Linked DNA regions of Homo sapiens: region 1 is linked to region 2. Evidence: chromatin contacts called from ENCODE Hi-C or POLR2A ChIA-PET data. All regions are on one chromosome and are shown on one strand. The core of a region is the stretch at or near the end of the contact, and the rest is flanking DNA. Distances in the headings are between cores, read along the strand shown. Region 1 overlaps PPFIA3 (PPFI scaffold protein A3). Region 2 holds the start of IRF3 (interferon regulatory factor 3).

The links. Hi-C counts contacts between places; a loop is a spot of excess contacts on that map. ChIA-PET counts read pairs that join two places held with the same protein, here RNA polymerase II (POLR2A). Pooled maps may share reads with other maps.
Region 1: a pooled map shows a loop between it and region 2 (3-fold over the local background). The contact joins the enhancer-like site here to the promoter of IRF3 in region 2. A Hi-C loop is called at or near these places in 2 of 50 pooled maps. POLR2A ChIA-PET finds 5 or more read pairs at or near these places in 2 of 52 experiments (BJ and WTC11).

The regions. Positions count from the first base shown.
Region 1 is chr19:49,144,626-49,151,276 of GRCh38, forward strand. PPFIA3 (PPFI scaffold protein A3) reads left to right here. Exons shown (of 30, transcript NM_003660.4): 22 at 1,318-1,380; 23 at 1,541-1,567; 24 at 3,458-3,633; 25 at 4,041-4,138; 26 at 4,368-4,543; 27 at 4,632-4,700; 28 at 4,922-5,093; 29 at 5,455-5,526; 30 at 5,611-6,401. The coding sequence ends at 5,513. HRC (histidine rich calcium binding protein) reads right to left here. Exons shown (of 6, transcript NM_002152.3): 6 at 6,573-6,651. Among named protein-coding and RNA genes, the nearest start is that of HRC, 7.4 kb to the right of the region's middle. RefSeq lists an enhancer at 4,898-5,117. Within about 2 kb of position 1,651, at least 5 of the 41 ENCODE cell types and tissues checked have a DNase peak (open chromatin) inside an H3K27ac peak, as active enhancers do.
Region 2 is chr19:49,663,242-49,670,173 of GRCh38, forward strand. It overlaps IRF3 (interferon regulatory factor 3), which reads right to left and starts at 2,616. Exons shown (of 8, transcript NM_001571.6): 1 at 2,390-2,616; 2 at 1,433-1,605; 3 at 102-273; 4 at 1-17. The coding sequence starts at 1,597. It overlaps BCL2L12 (BCL2 like 12), which reads left to right and starts at 2,692. Exons shown (of 7, transcript NM_138639.2): 1 at 2,692-2,826; 2 at 3,444-3,558; 3 at 3,778-3,920; 4 at 5,610-5,696; 5 at 5,783-5,874. The coding sequence starts at 3,452. RefSeq lists silencers at 2,595-2,744, 2,785-2,864.

The sequences.
Region 1 (6,651 bases), core at 401-2,900, 520 kb before region 2:
ATCCTTTGAGCCCAGGAGGTCGAGGCTGCAGTGAGCTGTGATTGTCCCACTGTACTGCAGCCTGGGTGACAGAGAAAGAGTGCATCCAAAAAAAAAAAAGTTTAGAATTTTGGAGCATTTTGGATTTTGGATTTTCAGGTTGGGGATGCTCAGAGACCTGTACTTGAATGTAATTGGAGAAAGTCATAACATCTTAGCCCCCAAAATTACTTTAGTGGGTCTTTTTCTTCCTTGTAAACACCACATCCTTTATCACACCTAAGGGCATTCACATTGTTGTTAATTTCTTTTTCTTTTCTTTTCTTTCTTTTTTTTTTTTTTTTGAGATGGAGTTTCACTCTGTCGCCCAGGCTGGAGTGCAGTGGTGCGATCTTGGCTCACTGCAACCTCCGTCTCCCTGGTTCAAGTGATTCTCCTGCCTCAGCCTCCTGAGTAGCTGGGATTAAAGGCACACGCCACCATGCCCAGCTAATTTTTGTATTTTTAGTAGAGATAGGGTTTCACCAACGTTGGCCAGGCTGGTCTTGAACTCCTGACCTCAGGTGATCCACCCGCCTCTGCCTCCCGAAGTGCTAGACCACTCTCAGCCTAATTTTTGTATTTTTAGTAGAGATGGGGTTTCTCCAGGTTGGCCAGGCTAGTCTTCAATCTCCAAAAGTGATGTGCCCGCCTCAGCCTCCCAAAGTGCTGGCACTACAGGTGTGAGCCACCACGCCTGGCCACAGTTGTTAATTTCATTTACTATTCACTCTGTATTCAAATTTCCCCAACATACTTAAAATATGTTCATTGTTTCTCCCCCACTAGGACGAAAAGTGTCTGTCGTGTCCCTTGCCATATCCCACACCCTATGACGGTGACTGGTGCCTGACACTCACCAGAAGTACATAAATGTTTTTATCCTTGTATGGATTCCTAACTCGTGAGGTTGTTGGGAGCAGAAGCTCAATAAATGTGAACCCCCCCCGCCATACTCCCTAAACATTTGCACCATGGCTGTGTCTGTCCCCCACTTCTGAATCCTCATTCTGTACCTCTGTGTGAGGTCAGCGAGGTGACGTCATTTGCACAGGGCCACACAGCAAAATGCATGGCAGGGTCCCAATTCCAACCTGAATTTGTTCAACTCCAAAGTCACATTGCCTGGTACATGGCAGGTGCCCTATAATAAGAATCATTCCTTTTCTCTGTTACTGCTTGCCCCAGAAAGCAGGAGGGACATAAACGTGTGGCCCAGGGCCTTCAGGAGGACACCCTCCTTCCTCTCCCCCACGCGAAGCCCTCTCCCACCATCCATTAACACTCCCTGCCCCTCAGTCCACAGGAAACGTGTGGATGACACACGAGGAGATGGAGTCCCTTACGGCCACGACCAAGCCCGTGAGTGCCCCCTGCCGGCCGCCTTGGGGGTGGCACTAACCTTCTTTGGGGGTGGGGGCGGGGACCGAGTCTGTGGCCATCCCTAAGTCCGCTCCTTGCGTCCTCCTCTGCCTGCCCCTTAACTCACCCCTTCTCTCCCCTCTTCCTACTAACGGGTCAGGAGACCAAGGAGATCAGCTGGGAGCAGGTAGGGGGCGCGGGGCGGGGCGTGAGCGCATGAACAGGCTGTGCACGACGCATGGATGCCCCTCCTCCGAGCCCTGCCCCTGCCTTCACCAGAACATGCCATCATCCCCATGGGGGGGCGCTGCGCCAAGCTTGGCTCTGGACTGTTCCATTATGGCTTGGCGGTGGGGAGGGTAGAGGGGATGCGATGTGGAAGCCCAGACTGTTGCATAGTCAGCCTTATGCATGGACCATTTCATCATCGTGGGTTGTGGGGGCTCTAAGGGGCTTCAATTCTGTAGCTCAGGAGAGACTGAGCAGCCGGTGTCCCTATAGTGGAGGGGGCGGGGGCTACAGTGGACTGCTCAGTGTACCAGGGCCAAGGAGGACACACTGGCTGTGGTGGTGGTGAGGCAGCCAGGCTGAATGAGAAGTTGGGGAGGAGGAGCTACACTTTGTTCTCAAGAAACAAGAGGCGGCCGGGCGCAGTGGCTCACGCCTGTAATTCCAGCACTTTAGGAGGCTGAGGTGGGCAGATCACCTGAGGTCAGGAGTTTGAGACCAGTCTGGCCAACATGGTGAAACCCTGTGTCTACTAAAAATACAAAAATTAGCCGGGTGCAGTGGCTAGCGTATGTAATCCCAGCTACTTGGGAGGCTGAGGCAGGAGAATCGCTTGAACCCAGGAGGTAGAGGTTGCACTGAGCCGAGATTGCACCATTGTACTCCAGCCTGGGTGATAGAGCCAGATTCCATCTCATAAAAACCAAACAAATAAACTAACAAAAAAACCCAAGAGGCATGAACTCACTGTCCACGGAGGAATTATGTTTGACTGTGGTCATAGATCACATATTTCCAGCCAGGGGGAGGCGTGGATTTTGTGCTGATGCTGAAAGGAGTGAGGGACTTGGGACTCATCTGGAATATTGTCCTGGGCCAGATATAACATTAGACAAGTATTTTCAGGACATTGCAAGAGTGATGGCCCTTTCTTAGTGGGAGAGCTGCCTTGAAAGAGTCCATTGTCCTGACTTGGGGGTTTAGTGACGTTGGACTGCAGTGAGACAGAGTTAAAGCAGTGCTTCCCCAAATTTAATGTGTAGTGGGGTGGCACACACCTGTAGTCTCAGCTACTTGGAAGACTGAGGCAGGAGGACCGCTTGAGCCCACGAAGCTGAGGTCAACCTGGGCAACATAGTAAGACCCTGTCTCTAAAAAATAAACAAATACAGCCAGGCGCGGTGGCTCATGCCTGTAATCCCAGCACGTTGGGAGGCTGAGGTGGGCGGATCCCTTGAGGTCAGGAGTTTGAGACCAGCCTGGCCAACATGGTGAAACGCCGTCTCTACTAAAAAATACAAAAATTAGCCGGGCGTGGTGGCTCGTACCTGTAATCCCAGCTACTCGAAGGCTGAGGCAAGAGAATTGCTTGAACCTGGGATGGGGAGGTTGCAGTGAGACGAGATCGTGCCACCGCGCTCCAGCCTGGGTGACATAGCAGACTCTTTCAGAAAGAGAGAGAGAGAGAGAGAGAGAGAAAGAGAGAAAGAAAGAAATTTAAAAATAAATATAATGTATATTTCGAATCACCTGAGGGTCTTGTGAAAATGCCGATACCGACTTCAGTAGGTCTGGAGTAAGGTCTGAGATTCTGCAATTCCAGCAAGTCCACAGGTGATGGTGACGCTCTAGGTCTCAGGACAACTGTTTGAGTAGCCAAGAGTATATGCTGTCATGAAGGGCTAGGAGACAACTCTGGATTGGTCCATTATCCTGAGCAGAGATTGGTCATTGTCCTACCATGGGGTGGGAAAAAACCTTGGATTGGGAGGTTGGACTGTACCCCTCTCATGCACAGTGGGAAGGGGCCAGAGGGCCTGACTCTTCCCTCACCTGCCCATGGCCCCAGATCCTGGCATATGGCGACATGAACCACGAGTGGGTGGGGAACGACTGGCTGCCCAGCCTGGGGCTGCCCCAATACCGCAGCTACTTCATGGAGTCGCTGGTGGACGCTCGAATGTTAGATCACCTTAACAAGAAGGAGCTCCGGGGCCAACTCAAGATGGTGGACAGCTTTCACAGGTGGGGGCTGCCTGGCCAGTGGGGACAGTCCAAAGGGAAGCCCCACCCCAGAGAGTCTTTGGCCAATAGGATTGGCCATGGGAGATTCCCAGGCTTATCTTGGCCCTTTTAGCCTGAGTTCTCAGGAAATCCTGACTCTGTGCTCCTTTCACCAATGAGATGGTCCACAGGAAAAGTTCAGATCCTGAAATGGCTTGGCTAGTTAACCCTGGACCCCTTCCAGGCTGGCCAGTAGGAAGTGCCTATTATTGAAAATGCCTCACCTCCTGAGGGGGTCAACAGTCAATAGAACTTATCAGCTCCCCACCCTTTCCAAGAAGAGCGCAGCCAGTGGGGAGGGACCCGTAGGAGCAGCAGTCTAGGGGACTGGAAAGCTCATCCGTGACTCCACTTCCCCTGCTGCTCAGGGTGAGTCTACATTATGGGATTATGTGCCTGAAACGGCTCAACTATGACCGGAAGGACCTGGAGCGGAGGCGGGAAGAAAGTCAGACCCAGATCCGAGGTGAGTAGAGCCTAAGGGTCCCTTTGGGAGCCAGGTGGAGGGCGTGGAGCTGGATGGGGAGGAGAGGGGGTAGGGGGAGACCGGAGAAGCAAATTGGCACCATAACCGTGGGGGTGGAGCCAGCGTGGGGGGCGTGGCCCGAAGAGACCAAATGGAGGTGGAGGTATGGGCTAAACTGAACTCTCCAGGCCACGGGAGGGGCACGGCTGAGGGTCCCTTCCGTCCCCAGACGTGATGGTGTGGTCCAATGAGCGGGTCATGGGTTGGGTGTCCGGGCTGGGCCTGAAGGAATTTGCCACGAACCTCACGGAGAGCGGGGTACACGGGGCACTGCTCGCCCTGGACGAGACCTTCGACTACTCCGACCTGGCCTTGCTCCTGCAGATCCCCACGCAGAATGCACAGGTGAGCTGCCGCTGGGCCCGGAGCATGCTGGGCGTCCCCACCTCGCAGACTGCACGCTCCAACCGCCCCCTCCACCTCCTCTTTCCAGGCCCGGCAGCTTCTGGAGAAGGAATTCAGCAACCTTATCTCCTTAGGCACAGACAGGCGGCTGGACGAGGTGGGCGCGGCAACAGCTCAGAGGGCTCTGCTCCCAGCGGCTCCTCGAGAGGCTGAGCTGAGGGGGCGGGGCCTGACTATTAATGGTCACGGTTGGAGGCGGGGCCAGGAGAGGGGCGGGGTTAAAGGAGAGGTGAGACCCGGAGAGGGGTGGAGTCAAAGGAAGGGGCGGAGTCAGACAAGGCAGGAGTCCCTCACCGGCTGTCCGGCTCCTATACCTAGGACAGCGCCAAGTCTTTCAGCCGCTCCCCATCCTGGCGGAAGATGTTCCGGGAGAAGGACCTCCGAGGCGTAACTCCCGACTCAGCTGAGATGTTGCCCCCCAACTTTCGTTCGGCTGCAGCGGGAGCCCTGGGCTCTCCGGGGCTCCCTCTCCGCAAGCTGCAGCCAGAAGGTGGGGGGCTCCCAAATGCGACAGCCCTTCCTCGCTTCCCTAGGGTGGGGCATGGACCACCTCAGTAGTCCGGGTTCTGGAATGGCCTAGTCCTTTCTCGCCCACCCCTGAGGAATGGACTGCTCCAACGTTCCGGACTCCCCCGTCAGGATGAAATGGATAAATCCCACTCCCCCTTCCCAGGGCGGGAGTGAACTCGCCCAATGCGAGTTTGAGTCCTTGGCTGCGGGGAAGGGAGGGAAACCCATGTGGAGCCCGGCGATCGTTGTGACATCGGGAAGGGAAGTCCAAAGGGAGGAATCCTGGAGAGGAACAGGGAGGAGGGTGCTCCAGGCTGAACCGCTGCTCGCTCTCCCTCCAGGCCAGACTTCTGGGAGTTCCCGGGCAGACGGCGTTTCGGTCCGGACCTATTCCTGCTAGTGCAGGCCTCCAGGTGAGGACCGTGCTGGGCGACCTTGGGGGTGCGGGGCGGCACGGTGGATCTTCACTGCTCCACGCGCTGCCCGGCGTCATGCAGGTGACCTCACTCGGACGGAAGAATCTTCCCGAGGCTGGGCTGTTCCCTCTCCTGCCCGGACTGTGGCCTCGCCGGGGAGAGCGGGCGGGGGAGCTCGCGCCGAGGACTGGACCATCTGTACAGACCAGCGGGAGTGCGCGCGCCCGCCTCGCACAGGGCCGGGGCCTGGACCAAACCACATGAACTGGACTGAGAGGGGGAAGAAGCGGGGAGGAAGAAATCCCGCCCCAAACGTCCGCTTTCCTTTTCTCTACTTTGTAATTTATTGATCAGTTTCTGTTGGGAGACGGGTGTCCTTTACCCGCGGGAAGGGGGCGGGGCTTCCCTCCCGGGCCGCATGCGGGGAGAGGCTGCTCCCTCCCCTTTTTCCTGCCCAGTCGCGGGGCCCAAGTCTTCCTTCTTCGTCCGAAAGGAGGGGAGGGGGGACTCGCTGCTACAAGCCTCGCCCCCTGTGCCACTCAGCTCCGCCCCGCCGCGTCCGGTCGCCGGTCCCCCGGGTCATCTGCGGGCGGGTTCCCCTCTCCCTCCCCCGTGTCTCGTGTCCCCGGGGCCTCACCGCCCCCCGTGCTGTGGCCGTGTCCGTGCCCCGGGGGTAGGGGGCGCAGAATGGCGCTTCCCCTTCTCCTCTGGCTCCGGGGTTTGCATGGGAGAATCCTCTTTCCACGATGCCGCTGGGCGACGTGGCGTGGGGGCAGGGGGACGGTGGGGGAGCCCTCGCCCCCGACTCTCGGTCGGCCTCCCCGCCCCAGGCGTCACTCAGTGATCACGGGTAAAGAGAACTGTTTCAAAAAGCTTCCTTGTTGACTGATTTTTTTTTTGCGGGGGGGGGGGGGGCTGTTCAACCAACCACCTCGAGCCAGGAGTCCAGGCCCCTCATCCCTCAAGTCTAGGTCCAGGTCTCTAGACCCTACCCGCATTCCCCGATGCCCTGAGATTCCCAGACCCCACGTCTGACAATGAGGTTTCGGGGAGCACGTTTATTCGGAGAAATAAATATAGCTCGTGGAAAGGGGTTGGAAGGCAGGGGGAGGTACACCTGCG
Region 2 (6,932 bases), core at 1,366-3,865:
GGAAAAGTCCCCAACTCCTGTTGAGAAAAGTGGTGAGGGGAGTAGGAGTGCCAGGAACCCTTGGGGCCCCAGCCTCCCACACGAACCCCAAGCTGGCAGACCTGAGTTCACAAACTCGTAGATTTTATGTGGGTCGTGAGGGTCCTTGCTCCGGTCCTCTGCTAAACGCAACCCTTCTTTGCGGTTGAGGGCAGAGCGGAAATTCCTCTTCCAGGTTGGCAGGTCTGGCTTATCCCTCCCGGGAACATATGCACCAGTGGCCTCGGCCCAGGCCTGGGGCAACAGTGGTGTCAGGATGGTGGGGGAGGACGACTTAGATCCTGCTCCTGGGGCCCTAACCCTGTCTCCCGAGTCCTAACACCACCCTCTTTCCCTGGCAAGTTCTAACTCTGCAAGGTCCATCCCCAAATCCCCCCGTCCCACCTACCTCCATCCCCCACCTCTAGTTTTCAAAAGGCTTTTTTTCTTTTTGAGATGGAGTTTCACTCCTGTCACCCAGGCTGGAATGCAATGGTGCAATCTCAGCTCACTGCAACTTCCGCCTCCCCGGTTCAAGCGATTCTCCTGTCTCAGCCTCCTGAGTAGCTGGGATTACAGGTGGGCACCACTACACCTGGCTAATTTTTGTATTTTTAGTAGAGATGGGGTTTCACCATGTTGGCCAGGCTGGTCTTGAACTCCTGACCTCAGGTGATCCGTCCTCCTCGGCCTCCCAAAGTGCTGGGATTACAGGCATGAGCTACTGTGCTCGGCCTCTTCAAAAGCCTTTGAAACCTCTTTGGTTTTTGTTTTGTTTCGCTTTTGTTTTTAAAGAGATGGAGCCTATGTTGCCCAAGCTGGCCTCAAACTCCTGGGCTCAAGCGATCCTCCCGCCTTGGCCTTGCAAAGTGCTAGGATTACAGGTGTGAACCACCGCCCCCGGCCCAAAAACCTTTTCTTTCTAAGCCAGGCTTCCAAGTCCAACTTGGTGTCTAATCCCGTGCACCACCTGCCCCGCGACACCCTCTGTGATAACCCCGCCCCTCACACTGTTTACCACCTCTGGCATATACTAATTCGGTAGTTAGGAACCTCAGATTTGGGGCTCCAGGCCTCACCTCTGATGTTTCAAGAACCATCCCCCAGTATCTATCCTACAACCAAGAGCCCCGGCCTCTAGAAAGCCCCAAACCCCCAGGATGCATTTCCTTTGCGTACTAACCGGCTTTCCCGGTTTTATTCCCGTAACCCTGCAGCTCCAACCCTGCTTGCGCCCCACCATCAGTCAGCGGATCCGGCTAGCCCCGCCCCTCCCGTTCTAGCCCCACCCACCAGCGTTGGCACGAGCCCGCCCCTCGCGCGCCACCTCCGCCTTCTCAGCCGGGCCCACTAGGAGTCCTTTCCGCCCAGCGCGCAGCTCCGGGTTTCCAGCGTCCCAGGTCGTCGCACGCACCTGGAAGATTCCGAAATCCTCCTGCTGTGCATCCTGCCGTAGGCCGTGCTTCCAAGGGATGCGGAAGCGCGTGCGGCTCTTGTTCACCCAGGCCACGCCCTCCAGTTGCCCCAGGTCCAGCTGCGACACCAGCCAGGGCAGGATCCGTGGCTTTGGGGTTCCCATGGTCCGGCCTGCGCGTATAGGGCATTTCCTGGGCGCGACCGGCCTCCCCCGGACCCACCTGGCCTGGAGTTTCCGCACCCAGACCTCCTTCTCACGGGCCACGGCACAGGTCCTTCACCCATATTTTCGGGGGTACAAACAGGAAACCTCCTCTTCCCATCCTCCCATCCTCCCGAGAGGCTCTCTAATCAGCTAGGGTTCCTTCCCATATCCATGGCACATCCTTCCCCAGCGTCTTCAGTGCAGACCCTCCACTCCCTCAATTCCGCCAGTATAGACCTCCTCCCTCCCCCACATCATCGAAAGTAAGTATCCCCACTTTCAGGGTAGCATCCTCTTTCCCTAGTTATTTCAGTGCAGAATCGATTCACGTGTAAGCCTCTACCTCCTGCACTTACCCCAATGTAGACCCCCTTCCACAGTCCCCCTACAGAAGATCTCCCAAAACATTTCCAACACAGAACTTCCATTCAATTCCCCTCCGACTGCCCGCCTCCCTCCTCCAGGACAGAGCACGCCCCAGGTTTCGAGACTGAACTACCCCCATCTACGGAGTCCACCCCTCCCTCTCTAGAACCCCCTCAGTGTAGACGCCTCCTCTTTTCCTCTTTCCTCCCTACTTTTTCTAGTTTTTCTGCAGCCGACCTCCAGCGTCGGCCACTGTAGCTCCTTCCTTGCTCCACTTTCCCCAGAGTACACAGCCTGCCTTTCCACTCTCCGTGCAGACCCATCCTCTTTCCCGCTCCTCGCTCTCGGACGCCACCAACGCTCTCCCGGGCTCTTCCGCGTTACCTACGATGGAAGGTCGGGGCGTGCGGGCAGCTGGAACCCACCCCTGTCTTGGAGCTCCGGGTAGCTCTCAAACTCGAGGCTGCGCACCCCCTTTCCCGTCAGCTGAGCTCTAGAGCGCTGGGGCTTTCTTTTTGATCGACTTCTTGAAATAAAACCAACTTTATCATTCTTTGGGTAACAGACCCAAAAGCCGATGGGACGGCCCGCTGGGCTGTTCCCGCCCCTATGCCCTTTTTTGGGTTTCCGGCCAGAGGCATGCTGGGAGCGTCACATGCAAATTGAGCGTGCACCCAGCGTTCCGCCCTTTCTACGCTGGGCCGGTTATCGACCCGGCCCAGTGCGCAGGCGCGGGAAAGTTGAACTAATAAAGTTTGTACGAGTTCAGTGGAGGAGACCGCAAGTTGAGTGGAGGAGGCGGCGGTGGGGCCCCGGACCAGGTCAGCGGGGTGTTGACGAGGGGTGGGGTGAGGAGGGAAGAGGAGGGGGCCGGGATCCAGTGGTGGGCACCCCAGTCCCGCTTCTCTGATATCCAAGGGTCCAGGGTCCTCTAGATTCCAGCAGGGGTCGGAGATTTGGAACTACACCTCACAGCAGGCTGCGCGGCGAAGAAGCGCGGACCTAGGGGAAGATTTGCCCTGAAACCTCTTGGGATTGGTAGTTCCCGATGCTTTAAGGGTTTCAGGAGTTTGGCATATGCCTCTTATAGAATCCAGGAGTTGGGGCGCTAAGCCTCTTCTTCCTGGGAGACCTAAGGGTCTGGGGCTCCAGTTCCTTTTTCTCTAAGACTCAGAAGTCCAGGACCCCAGCTCCCTCCTCCTTTAGACCCACGAATCTGGGCACCCAGCCCCACCACCTTTCCTTGGATCGAAGAGTCTTTTTCCTGATCGCTTTTTCGTCTGAGGACTCAAGAGTCTAGGCCCCCAGACCCACACTCTCCAAAGGACCCAGGAGTCCAGGCCCTCAGCACCTTCCTTGGGACTCACAAGTCCTGGTCCCCAAGCCTCCACTTCTTGCTAAACCCTTGGAGTCCAGTCCCTAACCCTCTCTCTCACAGGTGCCTCCATGGCAGGCTCTGAAGAGCTGGGGCTCCGGGAAGACACGCTGAGGGTCCTAGCTGCCTTCCTTAGGCGTGGTGAGGCTGCCGGGTCTCCTGTTCCAACTCCACCTAGGTAAGAGGAGTGGCCCTTCTCCCCCAGGGGCCAGCATTTGAGGCTCCCTCCTAACTCTTGCTCCTGGTCTCAGTCTGTCTCCTCTCTTTATATCTGGCTCTATTCTCTGTCTTTGGGGTTTTGGAGAGAGGTCCTCAGCGGGGGAGGGAGGGAGTTGGGGAAAGAGACTGCTTGCAGGGGATCTCTGGTGGGGTCAGTCTCTGAAGTCCTCCTCTCCAGAAGCCCTGCCCAAGAAGAGCCAACAGACTTCCTGAGCCGCCTTCGAAGATGTCTTCCCTGCTCCCTGGGGCGAGGAGCAGCCCCCTCTGAGTCCCCTCGGCCTTGCTCTCTGCCCATCCGCCCCTGCTATGGTTTAGAGCCTGGTAAGAGATTTCCATGATCATCTATGAAGCCGGCAGAACACGGGATAAGGTGCTAGTTTAAGATCACTCAGCTAGGGGGTGGCTGTGTGGAGTCTCTAGCACCAGCCTTCAGGACAGAACCGTCCTGTCCTCTCCCCTCCCCAGTTAGATTTCTGTCAATTCTGTGGGTTGGCTTTCAGAGAGCATTTGGTCAATCTGGTTGTTGTCTCTTTCCTTCCATAACTACTTCCCTGCCCCTAGGACTTTTGTAGCCAGGAATACCCCTGATAGAGGGGCAGAAGGGCTGGTTTTCAATCACATCTCCCTGGCTGTTTTAGTTGCGTGACTCTGGGGAAAATGCTTTCTCTTCCCTGCTCCCCTGTTTTTCCAATAGCAGAGTAGGAATTGGGGAGGAGGTCACTGGACTTGATCAAGGTGACCCACAAGTTTCCTCATAGGTGTGAACCTGGACAGACTAGTAATGGCTGCTGGGAGTGCTAGCTTGAAAAGGGGTTCACAGCTTGGGAGAGGAAGTGCTGTGATCAATTGGTGATGTCTGTAGTGAGTGAGGGAAGGGGATACTAACAGTAATGTCTTGTGTTTGCCTTCCTTGGATGAGATCATCTTCAAGGTCTAGTTGAGCTCTGACAGTCTTTTGGAGACAGATTGTTGCTCTGTCACCCAGGCTGGAGTGCAGGGGTGCAATCTCGACTCACTGCAATCCCCACCTCCTGGGTTCAAGCGATTCTCGTGCCTCAGCCTCCCGAGTGACTGGGATTACAGGTGCACGCCAGCATACTAGCTGATTTTTATACTTTTAGTAGACACGGGGTTTCGCCACGTTGGCCAGGCTGGCCTCAAACTCCTGGCCTCAAGTGACCCTCCCACGTCGGCCTCCCAAAATGTTGAGATTGCAGACGTGAGCCACCGCACCCTGTCAGCTCTGACATTCTTTTTTTTTTTTTTTTTTTTGAGACGGAGTTTCGCCCTTGTTGCCCAGGCTGGAGTGCAATGGCCCGATCTCGGCTCACCACAACCTCTACCTCCCGGGTTCAAGTAATTCTCCTGCCTCAGCCTCCCAAGTAGCTGGGATTATAGGCATGCGCCACCATGCCCGGCTAATTTTTTTTGTATTTTTAGTAGAGATGGGGTTTCTCCATGTTGGTCAGGCTGCTCTCGAACTCCCAACCTCAGGTGATCTGCCTGCCTCAGCCTCCCAAAGTGATGGGATTACAGGCGTGAGCCACTGCGCCTGGCCCCAGCTCTGACATTCTAAGTCCAGTCTGAGGATCTCATAAAGTGAAAAGTACAAGGGTTTTGGCATTTTTAACCAAGTTTTCTCACTGGGCCTCAGTTTACCCCATTATAAAATGGGAATCATGGCCAGGCTTGGTTGCTCACGCCTGTAATCCTAGCACTTTGGGAGGCTGAGGTGGGTGGATTGCCTGAGGTCAGCCTGGGCAACACGGTGAAACCCCATTTCTACTAAAATACAAAAAATTAGCCAGGTATGGCGGCGTGCGCCTGTAGTCCCAGCTACTCATGAGGCTGAGGCAGGAGAATTGCGAGACTCCGTTTCCCAAAATCAATACATAAATAAATAATAAATAAAATGGGAATCATTGCCACCTGCCAAGGTAGTTGGGGGAAGGAGAGAATCCGTAAGTTTCCAATGTCCTGGAAACCTGTCATTAACTCTTTTCACCCCAGGCCCAGCTACTCCAGACTTCTATGCTTTGGTGGCCCAGCGGCTGGAACAGCTGGTCCAAGAGCAGCTGAAATCTCCGCCCAGCCCAGGTGAGGCACAGAGGAGCCCCAGAGAAGGATGGCGGTGGGAGGATAGTCAGGGTTCTGCCCCCAGCCAAATTCTCTTCTGCCTCCAGAATTACAGGGTCCCCCATCGACAGAGAAGGAAGCCATACTGCGGAGGCTGGTGGCCCTGCTGGAGGAGGAGGCAGAAGTCATTAACCAGAAGGTGATGGGCATCTGTCCCACTCCTTGGCAAGGACAGGAGTTGCGGAATGGTGGGGCACTGGGATCAGAAGCTGGATCTGTATTTTCTTTGGATGGTCAGGTGGAAAGAGGCTGGGACAAGGTTTCAATGAAGGGTTGAGGCCGGGTGTGGTGGCTCACGCCTGTAATCCCAGCACTTTGGGAGGCCGAGTTGGGTGGATGACTTGAGGTCAGGAGTTCGAGACCAGCCTGGCCAACATGGTGAAACCCCATCTCTACTAAAAATACAAAAATCGGACAGGTGTGGTGGTGCGCTTCTGTAATCCCAGCTACTCAGAAGGCTGAGGCAGGAGAATCGCTTGAGCCCAGGAGGTGGAGGTTGCAGTGAGCCAAGATTGCGCCACTGCACTCCAGCCTGGGTGACAGAGTGAGACTCTGTCTTTAAAAAAAAAAAAAAAAAAGAATAGTTGAATGACAGGGGTATGGTTAGGGTAGTACTGTACCGTAAATTAGTTGTTTTAATTGATTGTTTAGAGGGGCATGGCCTAAATGCAGAGGGTGTGGCCATCAGAAACATTATCCACAAGAGACTGGCCAAGCTGGGGAAGTAAGTGAATGAATGTGGGGGTGGGGGGAGTGGCTAAAATCTTACTGAGCATAGAAGGGACCTGGCTTAGAATGTAGGGGAAAATGTACTACCAGAGGAGGTGTGGCTTGTGGCTGTGTCCTGGAATCTGATTGGCTTCGGAGCTTGGACAAGGTACATCGTCCTTTAATATTAATTGAATGGTAGAGGGCAAGATTGTTGTAGACACTAGGTTGGCCCCTGGGAAAGGTCACCAGGGGCATGGCTAGATTAACTCAGTTACAGTAGAGATTGGCCCTGATTGGCTGTTGAGGCAAGGGCCTGGCATGGCTTAGGGACTCACGTTCCAGGCCACTATCCCGGGGGTAGTTTGGCAGAGACCCTGGAGTCTGGCTTGATTGGCTAATATGGATGAGGGGTGGCCTAGAACCTTAGCATCTAGAACGATCCTGAACCGGGAAGCCACGCCTCCCGGCCCTCTATTGGCTGGCCCC